Regions from separate parts of the Homo sapiens genome. Here regions 1 and 3 are each linked to region 2. Evidence: chromatin contacts called from ENCODE Hi-C or POLR2A ChIA-PET data. All regions are on one chromosome and are shown on one strand. Each heading gives the region's core, a stretch centred on a gene start or an enhancer-like site at or near the end of the contact. The rest is flanking DNA. Distances are from core to core; before and after follow the strand shown. Region 1 holds the start of RPS7 (ribosomal protein S7). Region 2 holds the start of RNF144A (ring finger protein 144A). Region 3 holds the start of SLC66A3 (solute carrier family 66 member 3).

Region 1 (4,734 bases), core at 447-2,946, 3.3 Mb after region 2:
GTCTGTCACTTTACAGACTTCTTGTTTCGACTCTTAATTAAAGAACGTACTTTATCTTTCTTTTTAAAACTTATTTTTTCTATTTTTTGTAGACAGGGTCTTACCATGTTGCCCAGGCTGGTCTCTACAGTGATCCACCCGCCTCCACCTCCCCGTGCTGGGATTACAGGCCTAAGCCACGGCGCTCTGCCTGTACTTTATCTTTCTACCCAATTGGATTCATAAAAGGATTGTTTTCATGACTCCAACTACCAATGCAGTCTAAATACAAGCAATTTTAGCAAAATTCACAAACAGAAACGTGCTGCAACAGTAGAACAGATACCTGAGCGATAAAGACGACATGCTTCCCACTGAACTTTTTCTCCAATTCGCGTACTAGCCGGACTTGGATTTTCTGGAAAGATTTCAGTTGAGGAACGGGAACAAAGATTATGATAGCTTTCCGACCACCACCAACTTCAATTTCCTAAAGAAAAAAACAAAAATCCACTGTGTTAACTGCTTCAGAAAGTAAACGTTGTGGTCAAATTAGAGGATAAGAAGACCTTATCACTAACACCGTAGCTGCACTACAAACTAATACTAGTTTTGAGTTAATCATAAATGCATCCTTCGGAAATGTTCTCATCTCTCTCCAACCTTCACATTTCCTTATTCCAGGAAGGGAGACTGTTCAGGCCAGGAGGCCAATCACTACCACTTCTGCACCCCCACTTGCGGCAACTCCGGGCTAAGGGTAGAGAGAATCTCATCCTGAGCTCCCCACAGCTCTTTGCCGTATCTATAACTAAGTAAGGGCAAATAAGGTCCGAAATGGGCCCAGGCCCTCCCTACTCCACGTTTCTCCACCGCCCGCATGTGGACAGCTTAAGCCGCAGGGTACCTGCAACCCCACTCCCCGCACCTGGGCGGTATCACTCCCAAACAACACGGCCGAACCTGAGTTCAGGTTAGGCGGCCAGGCGGCAAGTCATCATCAACCGTAACCCAGGTCCAACCCTCTCAGGCACTGCGCGGGGAGACGCGCCGCAACCTCCCTCCCAGCCGAGGGAGCGCCAGCTTACCTTAGCTGCCGTAATATTCAGCTCCCTGAGCTGAGCCTTGAGGTCCGAGTTCATCTCCAGCTCCAGAAGAGCCTAAGAAGCAACGAACAGCAGGACCGACCCTGAGCGCGCGTCCGAGCACCCCGGGCCCAACACACGCGCGGCCGCCTCCCCTCCCGGGCGGGGCGCCTCCCCCCACCCCAGACCCCAGGGAAACCCTCTCACCTGGGAGATGCCGGACTCGAACTCGTCCGGCTTCTCGCCATTGGGCTTCACGATCTTGGCGCTCGAACTGAACATGGCTTTCTCCTGGGAGAACTGAAGGCACAGCGGTCAGCGTTACGCGGCCCGGGCTGCAGGCGCCGCTGGCTCGCCCTCCCGCCCGCACCCCCCGGCCAGGCCCCGCTCGCCCCGCAGAAGCCATCGGAAAGCACAGGGCGGGTAATCGGCTGTATCCCCACCCTGTGAGCAAGGCTCGCCCCTCCAGGGCCTGACTCCAAAAGGCGTTTTCCTCAACCCAAGAAGAAAAGTTCTGTCGGAGAGCAGGCCGCCAACCTACCTTGCCGAGCGCCGGCTTAGGAAGAGACCCAAATCTCGCGAGAGCACGTCAAAATCCGGCGTCCGAAGGCAAGAGGCGGAAACAGCGCGAGGAGGAGGGCGGAAACCGGAACATCACTGAGAAGCGGTAGGAGGCTAGAGAGTCCCAGGAAGCGGCTCTGGGGACGAGTGTCTTGGTAACGCTTTTCCGCCCTAGGATTCGTACTTTGGTGCCGTTTCCGAGCGTTCCGGTACCGGCTCCCAAGGTTCCCGTCTTCAGTGCAGGTTGCAGGCGGGAACCGGCCTCGTCCCAGCCCTGGGCCTGGGAGAGAGAAGGAGGCCGAAGAAAACCAACTTCGGCAACCTCCGGAGACAGGACGTTTAAAAAAGGCTAACTTGGCTGGGCGCTGAGGCTCACGCCTGTAATCCCAGCACTTTGGGAGGCCGAGGCAGGAGGATCACTTGAGCTCAGGAACCAGCCTGGGCAACATGGCGAGACCCCATGTCTACAAAAAAAAAAAAAAAAAAATTAGCCAGTCATGGTGGTGCGCGCCTGCAGTCCCAGCTACCCCGGAGGCCGACGCGGGAGGATCGCTGGAGCCGAAAGGTCGAGGCTGCCGTGAGCCGAGGTTGCACCACTGCACTCCAGCCTGGGCGACAGCGCAAGACCCTGTCTAAAAATAAATTTAAAAAAAATTGCGAGGCCTTCATTCTATGCTAGTACTGTACTAGGTGCTAATTATTAAGTAAAACCGACTGAACTCTTGCCCTCATGGAGCTTACAGTTCAGTGGAGAAGACATTACCTAAAGCAGTATGACTAAATATATAATGACATATTGTAATAACTTACATAACAGTACAATGAGAGGGTGGGGAGGGATTATTTATGCTTTAAGAAGTCGGGAATCCTGGAACGGAATGACATTAGACTGAGACACGGAAGAGCCGCAGGATCTATTGCTGGGGAAGAGCATTCCAGACAGGGAGGAACTCGTGCCGAATGATCCCGCTGTGGACAGGGAATTTAATCTGAGCTTCGGTTTCCTCTTCTGTCAAATGTCATGCAAGAGTTACTTTCAGCCGTGGTCCAGGCACTGTGAAAAATGCAGAAGCCACACTAGGTGCCCTCTCTCAGGATTCCCAACCACCTTTACCAAGCAGAGATGGTATTCATCCCACATTTTTAATGCTAGATATGCTCCCGCCCGGTGCTTCTCTAATAATGTTTTTTAAAAGGTAAGTGACTGTCTCCTTGGAAAATTAAGGATAACTTGAAGTTTCTTCCAGATAGAAAGTAAACTACAGCTGCGTCTACAATCTCATCTGGGCAGTCGTTCTGAGCCCTTTTGTCGAACTAGGTCCATTTCCTTACTCCACATGCACTTTTCGACCTGGCTTTTATCTCTGCTGCTCTATAAAAGTAGTAATCTAAAAGTTCATCCAGTAAAGCTTTTTCTCTGTGAACCTATCACTTGAGAACAAAAAAAATTAAAGTTATTTCTGGTTTCCAGTCCTTTGTTGAATAGGAGTGGTGAGCAAGGACATCCGTGCCTTGTTCTCCATCTTAGGGGAAAACCATTCAGTCTTTCACCATTAAGTATAATATTAGCTCTAGGATTTTGCAGGTATTTTTAATCAAATTCAGGAAGTTCCCTCTGTTTCTATTTCTGAGAGGTTTTTTTAAAATCATGGGCCGGGCACGGTGGCTCACGCCTGTAATCCCAGCACTTTGGGAGGCCGAGGCGGGTGGATCACGAGGTCAGGAGATCGAGACCATCCTGGCTAACACGGTGAAACCCCGTCTCTACTAAAAATACAAAAAATTAGCTGGGCGAGGTGGCGGGCGCCTGTAGTCCCAGCTACTCGGGAGGCTGAGGCAGGAGAATGGCGTGAACCGCCGGGGGCGGAGCCTGCAGTGAGCCGAGATCGAGCCATTGCACTCCAGCCTGGGTGACAGCGAGACTCCATCTCAAAAAAAATATATAAATAAAAAATAAAATAAAATCATGAATGGATGTTGGAGTATGTCAAATGCATTGTTTCTATGAACTAATATGATTATGTGAGTTTTTCTTTTTAGCTGTTAATGTGCTGTTAATATACATAAATGCTTTTCCTTTCTAACTCTTTAGCTTTGAGCCTCATGAGATCCTAAGAAATGTGATTTTTAAAACCTAGAACCTGATAGAAGTTGATAGAGGTTGCACATGTATTTTTAATAGGTAGTTTCAGGATCATAATCACAACTTAGAGGGTCATTCTACTAATTTTATGTTAGGAAATGCCTACTAATCATTACATTAGATTGTTTTCCTGGTTTTACTAGTACTAGCTTCTTTATTATTTAACCATACAATAAGTGAGTCGATAATACCAACATGATTGACAATGAACAGAAATATCATCTATGCAATCCACTTACTTTTAGAACACTTTGTTAACTCTTTTATGTATCATTATGGACATGGGACATTTCAGATTTGCTGTACATCAATCAGTCTCAGCCAATATTCTCCTTTGATCCTCAAATTGTCTCAGTTGTGACCAGGAGGGGCCCCTCTTAGATAAGCAGCCGAGTCTTGTCATTTCTATGAATGTCTGAACATCTTGTTTTCTGGCACAAGATATTCCAGGCTCCTCTTGTAATTTTCTGCCTGAGACATAGAATGAGCCTTTTCTCCTAGAAGTGCTGATACTTTTGTTTTTGTTTTTCTGGAAAAATAGTACTGGAGACCAGAATTTTGGCAGCAGGAGGCATCGTGGGGCTCCTCATAAGCCGTTTCAGCGGACAGAACTTAGAAAGATGGCATTTAAAATAATTTTTTCATAAAAGATACAAGTTCACATTGACATTCTCAATCCACTTCTAACAGAACAATTCCTTCTGAAATCCTCGATTCTATCATAGCATCTCCTTTTCTCCTGTAATAAAAACCTTGCTTCCTAAACACAAAAATACAATTACTTGCTTTATCTGACACTATGAGAAAATACATTCAAAATAACAATGCAGGTGGGCCGCAGTGGCTCACACCTGTAATCCCAGCACTTTGGGATAATCCACCCAGGGTGAGTGGATCACTTGAGGTCAGGAGATAAGCCTGGCCAACACAGGGAAACCCTGTCTCTACTAAAAATACAAAAATTAG
Region 2 (4,255 bases), core at 1-2,500:
CTCCCGAGTAGCTGGGACTACAGGCGCCCGCCACTGCGCCCGGCTAATTTTTTGTATTTTTAGTAGAGAGGGGGTTTCACCGTGGTCTCGATCTCCTGACCTCGTGATCCGCCCGCCTCAGCCTCCCAAAGTGCTGGGATTACAGGCGTGAGCCACCGCGCCCGGCCAGTTCAATGGATTTTAAAAATTATTATTCTCTAGAAAAAAGACCACGAACTTTGGAGTGGACATCCTGAGACCTGCCTACGAAGACCATTAGGGTAAAGAAGTCACCCCTTCACCCCAGGACCAGGAAGCCTCCAGGATGGCATAAGCGACCAAACAGCTGGGAGCCAAGCACAGTGCAGGGGGCTTGGGGTCGGCGGCCGGAGGCTGGGGTGGGTAAGACCCGCAGGGAACTCCGGGGCTCGGGCGGCGGCTCATTCCCCGGGAAAGGGCTCGCGGTGGGGACCAGGGGCAGTAGCAGCCGCGGACCCCGCGCGCAGGGGATGTGCGGGGCATCCTCTTGGCCAGTTCCGACCTTCCCCGCCGGTGGCGATGCCCCGGACGCGTCGTCCTTTCCCAGACCTCCTCTTGGGGCCGAGGCTCCAGCCCCAGGGTCTGCGGGCGGGGCCGCGAACCTTGAAAGCCCCCGCCGCCAGCTCGCCCGCGGGACCCTGGCCCGGGGCGCCCTGTCCCGCGCCGCAGCGCAGACCCGCGACCGCGCAGGGCAGGCAGGGGGACGCCAGGTCCCTAAGCGCCCACTGCCCTGGGGCGCGGGCGCCGCCTGCGAGAGGCAGGGCAGGGCAGGAGCAGAGCAGGGACGAGGTCAGGGACACGGGCAGGGCAGGGCGGGCGTCCTCTGAACGGAGCCCGCGAGTCCCCGCCCGGGACGCTGCCCCCCGCCCGCTGCCACCGGGCGCCGGGGCAGGACCCAGCGGGGCAGGCGCGGCCGCAAGCCCCGAGCCCCAAGGCCGGCCGCGCAGCGCCGCGTCCCGCCCTCCCCGCTCCGCGGCCGGCCCGGGCGATGCGGACACAAAGGGGACGCGCGTCACTCTACCTGGGCCTGCTCGTCCGCGGTGCGCGGCTCTGACGCCTCCGCCCGGTACTGGCTGCGGGGTGCCGGGTGCCCGCAGTTTGCCGCCCGCGCCTCCCCGCGCCCGCGCAGCCCGCACGGCCCGCACTGCAATGCCAGCCCTGCCGCCTCCCGCCTGCCGAGAGCCCGCGCGGGGAGAAGCGGCTGCGCGGGCGGGGCGCGAGCGCGCACAGAGGCCGGGCACGCGGGAGGCTCGGCCCCGGCCCCGCCCCCGCGCCGAGCCGCACAGCGCCCCCTGCCGCCCGCCTGCGCCGGCCCGAGGCCCGGAGCCGCCCCGCAGGCCCCAGGACAGGCTCCGGCACGAGGAGGGGCTGCGGAGACCGCCCGTGCACGCTAACATGAAAATGCTATTCCTGCTTTAGTGGCCTCCAGAAGACACTCCCCTGATTCCTACACCGAGGGAACACACAGCAGCAAGCTAGGAAAGAAGGGGTGACCCAGCCCAACGCTGTAAACCAGGGCGCGAACCGGCGTTGAGCTGTGCAGCTGCGCCCTGGGCTCCAGTCCTGCTCTGCCGCAGACCCCACCGGAGCCAGCACCTGCCTCCCCGACCCTCGCTGGGGCGGCTGTGAGATGAGCCCAGAGCCTTCCTGAGCCAACCCTCGCAAGGAAAGTCTGTCTGTTCACCCCACTATCCTTGTCTTGAAGGATGAAGAAAAGAGGGCCCCCCGGGAGGTCCCAAAAGGTGGAATGGACATCTGGGATCCAAGCACAGCAATTTCTTTATTTTTCTTAAGGTATCCAGCTTGTTGGAATCTAAGATCTGCGAAGGTATTAATAGAATTCCTGCATCTTCTGCCACTCCCCATAGAAGCTTGAAGTTACACAAATGTTAAATTATACGTCAGATGTGCATATATGAACAAAACCTACGAGTGTGCATGAAATAACACCTTCTTAAATATATAGATTCTTTTTTCTGCAATATTAAATGGAAACCCCACTAGAACATCGTTTTTCCTTAATAGCATACCCTCCACACTGTGTGGTCTAAATTCAAGCTCTACCACCTACTAGCCATTAAGCAAGTTATTAAGGTCTTCGTGCTTCCATTTTCTTACGTGGAAAATGAGGTGGCAATAGTATGTATGAGTTCTTCGGAGGGATTAAACAAGTCAAATAGGCCAAGTGCCATGGCTTACACCTGTAAGCCCAGCACTTTGGGAGGCCAAGGCAGGAGGACTGCTTGAGCCCAGGAGGTCAAGGCTGAAGTGAGCTGTGTTTGCATCACTGCACTCCAGCCTGGGCAGCAGAGTGAGACTTTGTCTCTCAATAAATAAAGAAATAGTCAAATTAAATATAACTGGCAAACTAAAACAACTCCATAGTCCTTAGCTACAATTTGTCTCATTTCTCCAAAGAATTAAATCAGATGATTCTTAACTAACTCAAAGCTCTGCATAATTTGTCTTCTGCTACACATACATCTTTATAGTAAAATAAAATAAAGCTGTCCCCTCTGTATTGAGAAGTTATTCTGGTAAATATTTGACCTCTTCAAATATATGAACGAGCACTTGCCTTCTAATGCCTCAGTTTCAGATTCTTTTTAGAAATGTCATTATTCAAGAAAAATGCACAATGGGAAGAATCTTAACAACAGCACTTTGTTACTTCAGCCTCTCACTAGAGGATGAAAATCGTTCTGCATAAAGGCCTGGGCTTTATGAAAAATATATTCACACCTCCCGTGTCCGAGCTGGGATACCAAAGAAGTTCCTGGTTGAGTACTACTTATGAATGAAGGATTCAGGGGATGCACAGGTGGGTGACTGCAAATGCACAGACGTTGTGCTGTGTTCCCCACAATAAAGGGGTCTGTATTAAGATGCAGGCATTCTCATGGAACACAGACGTATAACACTCAAGCTGGGGGACTGCAAAGGAGCATCTGGGGCTGCAGGAAGAGAGTTAAGGTGCAAAAATGCCCTGACCCAACTGAGACTTGTAATTGCTCATGTGGTAATACATGTGACTTCATTCCCCTGCTCTGTCTTTGTGAATGCAACCATTGTTGGGGAGATAGTGAGAGGGGACACTGGCATTGAAAGTTTTGTTTGCAGCAGGCCTCAAAAGGCACTCAGATGCAGATTTCCCTGCAAAGACTTCCCGGCCTATCATGGAGTTCCCCATCCCTAGATCTCTGATCTCTGAGCTGGTGTAATACTTAGTCTTTGTCTGTGTTGATCATGGCATCTGCCACACTTAATGTTTGTGGCATTCACTTTCTGATGCTTAGATCTTACGATTCTAGAGAACAGCATTTTTCTACATATTCCCTCTTAGGGCCTTGAACATAATAAGTGCTCAATAAATACTGAGTGAAATCCTCTACTCTGAGCTTTGCCTCTGAGCAGCTGTCCTAGTTCTCTCCAACAAGAAGTTTGTTGGGTCTCTCAAGTTCACTTCCACCTGTCACTGTCAGTTTTCAGTCCAGCCCCTTACTCAGGTCTGGCTGGCCCATCTCCCCCAGAGGGCTGTCCCATAGAGCCCATTGTAAAGGACACTCATTGTTGCCAAGAGTTTGTGCCAATGCAGTATGACTCACCCTTCACTCATTGAACAAGCTCTTCCTGATTACCTAGATGGGCAAAATTTCCCTGCTCATGCGAAGCAGGCTGGCGACTCAGTGCTGCAGCAAATGGCCCAGAAGCTGGGAAAGCAGATAGCCGTTCTGACACTTCTCTTCTAGACAGAAAATCAAGGGAAGCTCAAGACCCACACTTGAATTTTTTTTAAAAAATTAGACAAGGGGCTGGGTGTGGTGGCTCATGCCTGTAATCCCAGCACTTTGGGAGGCCGAGGCAGGCAGATCACCTGAGGTTGGGAGTTCAAGACCAGCCTGACCAACATGGAGAAACCCCTGTCTCTGTTAAAAATACAAAATTAGCCAGGCGTGGTGGCACATGCCTATAATCCCAGCTACTCGGGAGGCTAAGGCAGGAGAATCGCTTGAACCCCAGAGGCAGAGGTTGCGGTGAGCCGAGATCGCACCACTGCACTGCAGCCTGGCAACAAGAGCGAAACTCAGTCTCAAAAAAAAAAAAAAAGAAAGAAAAAGAAAAAGAAAAGAAAAAAAATTAGACAAGGAAGTTTATGTGAATTTGTAATCACACATTCCATAAATATAGAAAATTCACTTTTTTTATTTTAAAAATTAACAAATTCCATTTCTTGTTT
Region 3 (4,919 bases), core at 1,236-3,735, 4.2 Mb before region 2:
GCTGCAGGCAGGGCAGGTTGGATGAATCTTGTGCTCCAGGAGGCTCCTGGCTGCAGAGAGCAGGGAGGCAGAGCCCAGCAGAGCCCTGGAGGCAGGAGAAGCAGCAAGGTTGGGAACTTGCGAGGGGGAAGGCTCCAGCTACAAGGAATGCCCCTGGGTGGCAGAGGCAGGTCCCTGGGCAGAGGCTCCTGCCCTTCACACCAAGCCACACTAAAAAGGCTTTTCTGGCATTATTAAGACACACTTCATGCTCCAATTGACTCAGTGCTCTCAAAACCAGGCTCTTAGTTTGCTCAAATGGAGACCCAAAGAGGGCCCGTGCCCTCCAGGTGGCTGACTGCGACAGCCCTGGGGTTCCTTCTGCTCTAACTCCGGCTGCTGCCTGATCTGGTCAGGGGCCCGGGGGCCCAGCTGGCAAGCATGGCCAGCCCCAGGTGGGCCTCCCAGGCAAGGCTGGGAAGGGCATGAGGGAGGCAGGCAGGGAGACAGGAGGGCCAGGAGGATGGGTCCTGACACAGCCAAGCCCATTTTACAGAAGTCTGTGTGCCTGGCCCTGGCCCTGGCTTGGAGGCTGCAGAGCTGGTGCACCAGCCCCGACAGAGCCCCCTTTACCTGCACGTGATCAACTGCAAGACCCTTAGACAGGCCAGCAGGGATGGCAGCAAGCTGCTGCCCCACCCAACCCTTGAGCTCCCATGCCCAGGAAGATCCTTCCACTGCCAGAGGTCTAGCTTTCACTAAGGTGAGCTGGGAGAGGTGACAGCTGGCAGATCTAATAGGAGCCCTCACCTGCGTATCTCTGAGGGTTTGCATTTTTCAAGCAATGCTGCAAAAGTGGTGGAAATGCAGGCCTAGGGGCTGGCGGCAGGAGGGAATCTATAGACTCTACAGACAGCCTGGCTTCTTTTCCTTCATGGGTCCAGCTTCAGCTTCCCCAGCTCAGGGACCTAGCAAGGGGCCGAGGCCAAATCCCACTCCTGGCTTTCATGCCCTTGTCCCCTCTCCCACCTGAACAGTCACCACAGCCACTTCCAGCCTGTGTCCTTTGCCACAACCTCATCGCTCCAGCCTCTCTGCTCCCAGCCTGGTGGTGGCACCAACCTGAAACGCATGCTGCCCACCTCCCCTGGGTGCCTCTCAACCCTGCCATCCAGCCTGGGACCCCCCCCTCCCCACCCCGCAGGGTAGAGTCACTCACAAGCCTGGAAGAGGTCACAGTCCCTCCCACTGCAAGCCTTTCCCAAAAATTTCCCCTCAAAGCCCCCTATTGGATGACTGTGCCCAGGGCCGGGCTCCATAGGGCCGGCGCGGGGTCCAAAGCCTGAGTGGGACCCCTCACCCTCCCACACCTGAGGTCTCCTCTTTCTCCCCCGCACCCCTTGGCTTCTTCCCATCCTGTATGCCGCACCCCCCACCCCGCCCACCAGGAAGGCTTGTGTGGAGGACCAGGCTTCAGACCCCACTGGGTGATGGCGGGGGGCAAAGGGGAAGGCCTGGCCTGGCCAGGGGGAAGGGGCGAGACCACTAGGTTGAGGTATGTGTTTTCCTATTGTTGGGGCTCAAAAATGATACCCCAAAAGTTTGGCGCTCTGGCATGATGAATACTTTGAATAGGAAAGCCTTAGAAGCTGCCTCAGAATCAAGGATTTAACGACCTTTCCGTCACCCCTTCCCAACTGCAGAGACTCTCCAACTTCCTTACAGATGACTAAGGAAACTTCTTTCTACAAGAAATGCAATTGTCTTAAGACCCTCTCCCAAGGAATCTCATTAAATAACCAGGAAAGATTCCCCACCAATCACCGGGAGAAGAGAAGAGATTCATACATTCTTAGTTCAACCCCTTATTTCACAGGTGAGGAAACCGAGGCCCGAGAACGAGGTTGACGGTGCGTGGTGAGTTTAGGGACAATGAATATGACAGCCTCGAGGTGCAAATGGCCTTGCTCAGGGCCAGCAGGTTTTGTCACTAGCGCACCAAGGGCTGCCTCCGCTGGGTCTGTTTTCTCATCTGTAAAATGGGCGTGCGCAATCAATTCGTGCCACGCGGGGCTTGGTGAGAAACAATGTACGCGGGTGGCGGGTGGCCGTGGGAAGAGCACCCCGAGCCCCTAGGCTCCCTAGTTCACCCTCGGCCGCCCAGCTGCGACGCCGGCGCGCGGGGATCATCCCCGCCCTACTTCGAGCCGAGGCTCTCCTGGGCTCCCAGCCGGCAGCAGCTGCGAGGGGGCAGGAGGCAGCCCCGGCCGCCCCGGGCCTTACCCTGCCAGCTCCAGAAGTAAACTCGGAAGGCTGAGGCCCCGCGCGCTGCGCGCCGCTAGCACAGCGGAGATCTGCGGCAGCTTCAGCGCGGCGCACACGCCCAGCGTGCTCCAGTTACACAGCCCCAGCAGCGCCGCCTCCATAGCGCCACGGGCGCGGGCACCTGGGCGGCCGCAGCGAGAAGGGACCGCTCAGCCTCGGCGGCGCAGCTCTGCCGAAGCCTTCCGCCTTCCCGGGATCCGCCCGGGACCACCCGGCCAGGGCCCGCCCCTCCGCGCGCCGCCAGGCCCCGGACCCGCCTCGCTCCGCCCCTCCCCTGGACGCACCCCGCCCCCGGGCCCGCCCCGCCCCTCCCGCCCGGGCCCGCCCCGCCCCGCCCCTCCCGCCCGGGCCCGCCCCGCCCCCTGGCCAGCCTCATCTCGCCTCGCCTACGGGCCCGCCCGGGCTCGCTCAGTCCTCGGACTACCCTCATCTCGCCCCGCCCCCAGATTCGCCCCCTCCCGGTCGGCCTCACCTAGCCCAATCCCGTGGCCAACCTCGCCTCGCCCCGCCCCTCCTCGCCCCGCCCCTCCCCTCCTAGCCCCGCCCCGGGCGACAGTCCCACCCTGGCCTGCGGGCTCCACCAGCAGCTGCTTCGCATTTCCGCGTTCTTGCCACCCGATAGTTTAGCCGCCGCCGGGAGCCGCCCTGGAAGTCCGGCTTTTCCACGGGTTGGGTGGACCGAGAGGCAAATGGCCCCGGGGGATGGGCCATTCTGCCGGGATTTTTCCCTCCCTGCAAGTGTTTTAGTTTCTCTCACTAAGCATTTCAGGAGTTAAAGCCTCCTGCTTAAGGGCTGAGTGCACCCTCCCGACTTACAGGTGGGGAACCAGGCTGGAGAGACTTTCTGGGACCAGAGCCCCAGGGTCGCCTCATTTGTGCCCTTTCAGAGCACGCGGCCTGTCTCCAGCCTGGGACTGAAGGCTTCCCTCCTAGCGGCGTGGGCCCTGAGGGGCCACCGGAAGCCTTGAACTTGAGCACTTCACAGTGAAACTGTTTCTTAAGGATTTCTCCTGATAAAGTAACTTGGACGTGGCCGTCTAAGCCACAAACTGAGGGAAAGGGAAGGACGCATTTTCCAACCTCTGAAAATCGCCTGTGTATTAGGGCCTGGTTATGAAGCAGGCAAAAAAGCACCAAAATGCAATGCCAGAATCCACGATCCCTGGTTTTGTGCCATAAATCTCAGCCGGGAAGTGTGAGGGACGGGAGCTGGGTCAGCTTCGGAGTTCGGAATTCTGGCCGAGGCTCTTTCTCTCCAGCCTCACCGGCCCATCACCTCCGCCTATGGAAAAAAAAAAACAGGTGCTGAGTCCTGCCTCCCAAGTCTAAATGAGAAAAGGATGTTCAGAAGGGAACCCTTAAAGGAAACGGCTTGGACCTGCCCTGGCTAGATCGATACTGATCGTTATTGACCCCGCGAAGCGGGAAGATTGCTTGAGGCCAGGAGTTCAAGACCAGCCTGAGCAACATAGGGAAACCCCCGCCTCTACTAAAAATACAAAAATTAGCCGAGCGTGGTGGCGCGTGCCTGTGGTCCCAGCTACTCGGGAGGCTGAGACAGGAGGATGGCTTGAACCCAGGAGGCGGAGGTTGCAGTGAGTCGAGATCGCGCCACTTCACTCTAGCCTGGGAGACAGAGCCAGACCCTGTCTCAAAAATAAATAAATAATATGTATATAAATTTTTTGAAGAAGAAAATAGAGAAGAGCTTTTTTTTTTTTTTGAGACGGAGTTTCACTCTTGTCGCCCAGGCTGGAGTGCAGTGGCACGATCTCTGCTCACTGCGACCTCCACCTCCGGGGTTCAAGTGATTCTCCTGCCTCTGCCTCCCAAGTAGCTGGAATTACAGGCATGTGCCACCACTCCCGGCTAATTTTTGTATTTTTAGTACAGACGGGGTTTCGAACTCCTGACCTCAGGTGATCCACCTGCCTTGGCCTCCCAAAGTGCTGGGATTACAGGCATGAGCCACCGCGCCCAGCGTAAAGAGCTTTTTAACAAGCATCAGCAGCAATGACTATAGGAACATCTAGAACCTGTTGAGTGCCTCCTGCGTGCCAGGTGTTTTACTTTCATCATGCCATGTGATAGGTCCCTTGATGCAAGGAGGTGGTCCTGGTTGGAAGTGCCTGGTTCCTGCCACATGGCAGTGGAATCCCCCTCCCTCCTCTTCCCCTTCTGCCCCAGCCTTTATTCCAGGGGTTGGCCAGGATCTGGGCCCCCAGGACTAGCCTTAGGAGGGAACTGCTCCCACCTGGGGTCAGCCTGCGCTAGCACTTGGGGATGCAGGCAGCATGAGGGGCCTTTGAGAGGTATGAGTGCCCCCAGGACCACGCAGGGAGTGGCCTCCTCCATTGTGGAACAAATGCTGCTCCTGGCCCAGGACACTGCAGCCGCCTGCTCTGGGGGTCAGCTGGGTGAGGCAGGGCTGTGGAAGAGGTTTCTTCCTGGCTCCTAGACCCCTCCCTGGCTACTTTGCGTGAAGACCAGGATGCAGTGATGTGGGTGTGTGGCCCTTCGGGGTTAGGCAGACCTCAGCTGTCCTCCTAGCATTGGCCCCTACAGGCTGCATGATCTTGGACAGACCTTAACTTCCCTGTTCCTCAGCGTCATTT

The links. A loop is a pair of places that touch in the nucleus more often than their neighbours do. ChIA-PET counts read pairs that join two places held with the same protein, here RNA polymerase II (POLR2A). Pooled maps may share reads with other maps.
Region 1: a pooled map shows a loop between it and region 2 (7-fold over the local background). The contact joins the promoter of RPS7 here to the promoter of RNF144A in region 2. A Hi-C loop is called at or near these places in 5 of 50 pooled maps.
Region 3: a pooled map shows a loop between it and region 2 (4-fold over the local background). The contact joins the promoter of SLC66A3 here to the promoter of RNF144A in region 2. A Hi-C loop is called at or near these places in 1 of 168 maps with a recorded cell type or tissue (lower leg skin) and 4 of 50 pooled maps. POLR2A ChIA-PET finds 5 or more read pairs at or near these places in 1 of 52 experiments (activated B cell).

The regions. Positions count from the first base shown.
Region 1 is chr2:3,572,222-3,576,955 of GRCh38, reverse strand. It overlaps RPS7 (ribosomal protein S7), which reads right to left and starts at 1,696. Exons shown (of 7, transcript NM_001011.4): 1 at 1,606-1,696; 2 at 1,272-1,364; 3 at 1,068-1,139; 4 at 326-469. The coding sequence starts at 1,346. It overlaps LOC124907726 (a long non-coding RNA gene), which reads left to right and starts at 1,847. Exons shown (of 2, transcript XR_007086196.1): 1 at 1,847-2,821. RefSeq lists a silencer at 1,150-1,439 and enhancers at 991-1,567, 1,568-2,143.
Region 2 is chr2:6,914,407-6,918,661 of GRCh38, reverse strand. It overlaps RNF144A (ring finger protein 144A), which reads right to left and starts at 1,250. Exons shown (of 9, transcript NM_014746.6): 1 at 1,040-1,250. GRASLND (glycosaminoglycan regulatory associated long non-coding RNA) reads left to right here. Exons shown (of 5, transcript NR_033997.1): 1 at 1-260; 2 at 1,438-1,812; 3 at 2,695-2,839. RefSeq lists a silencer at 921-1,410.
Region 3 is chr2:11,153,033-11,157,951 of GRCh38, reverse strand. SLC66A3 (solute carrier family 66 member 3) reads right to left here and starts at 2,485. Exons shown (of 7, transcript NM_152391.5): 1 at 2,263-2,485. The coding sequence starts at 2,405. It also overlaps a transcript of CIMIP5 not described here. RefSeq lists silencers at 2,069-2,308, 2,419-2,898.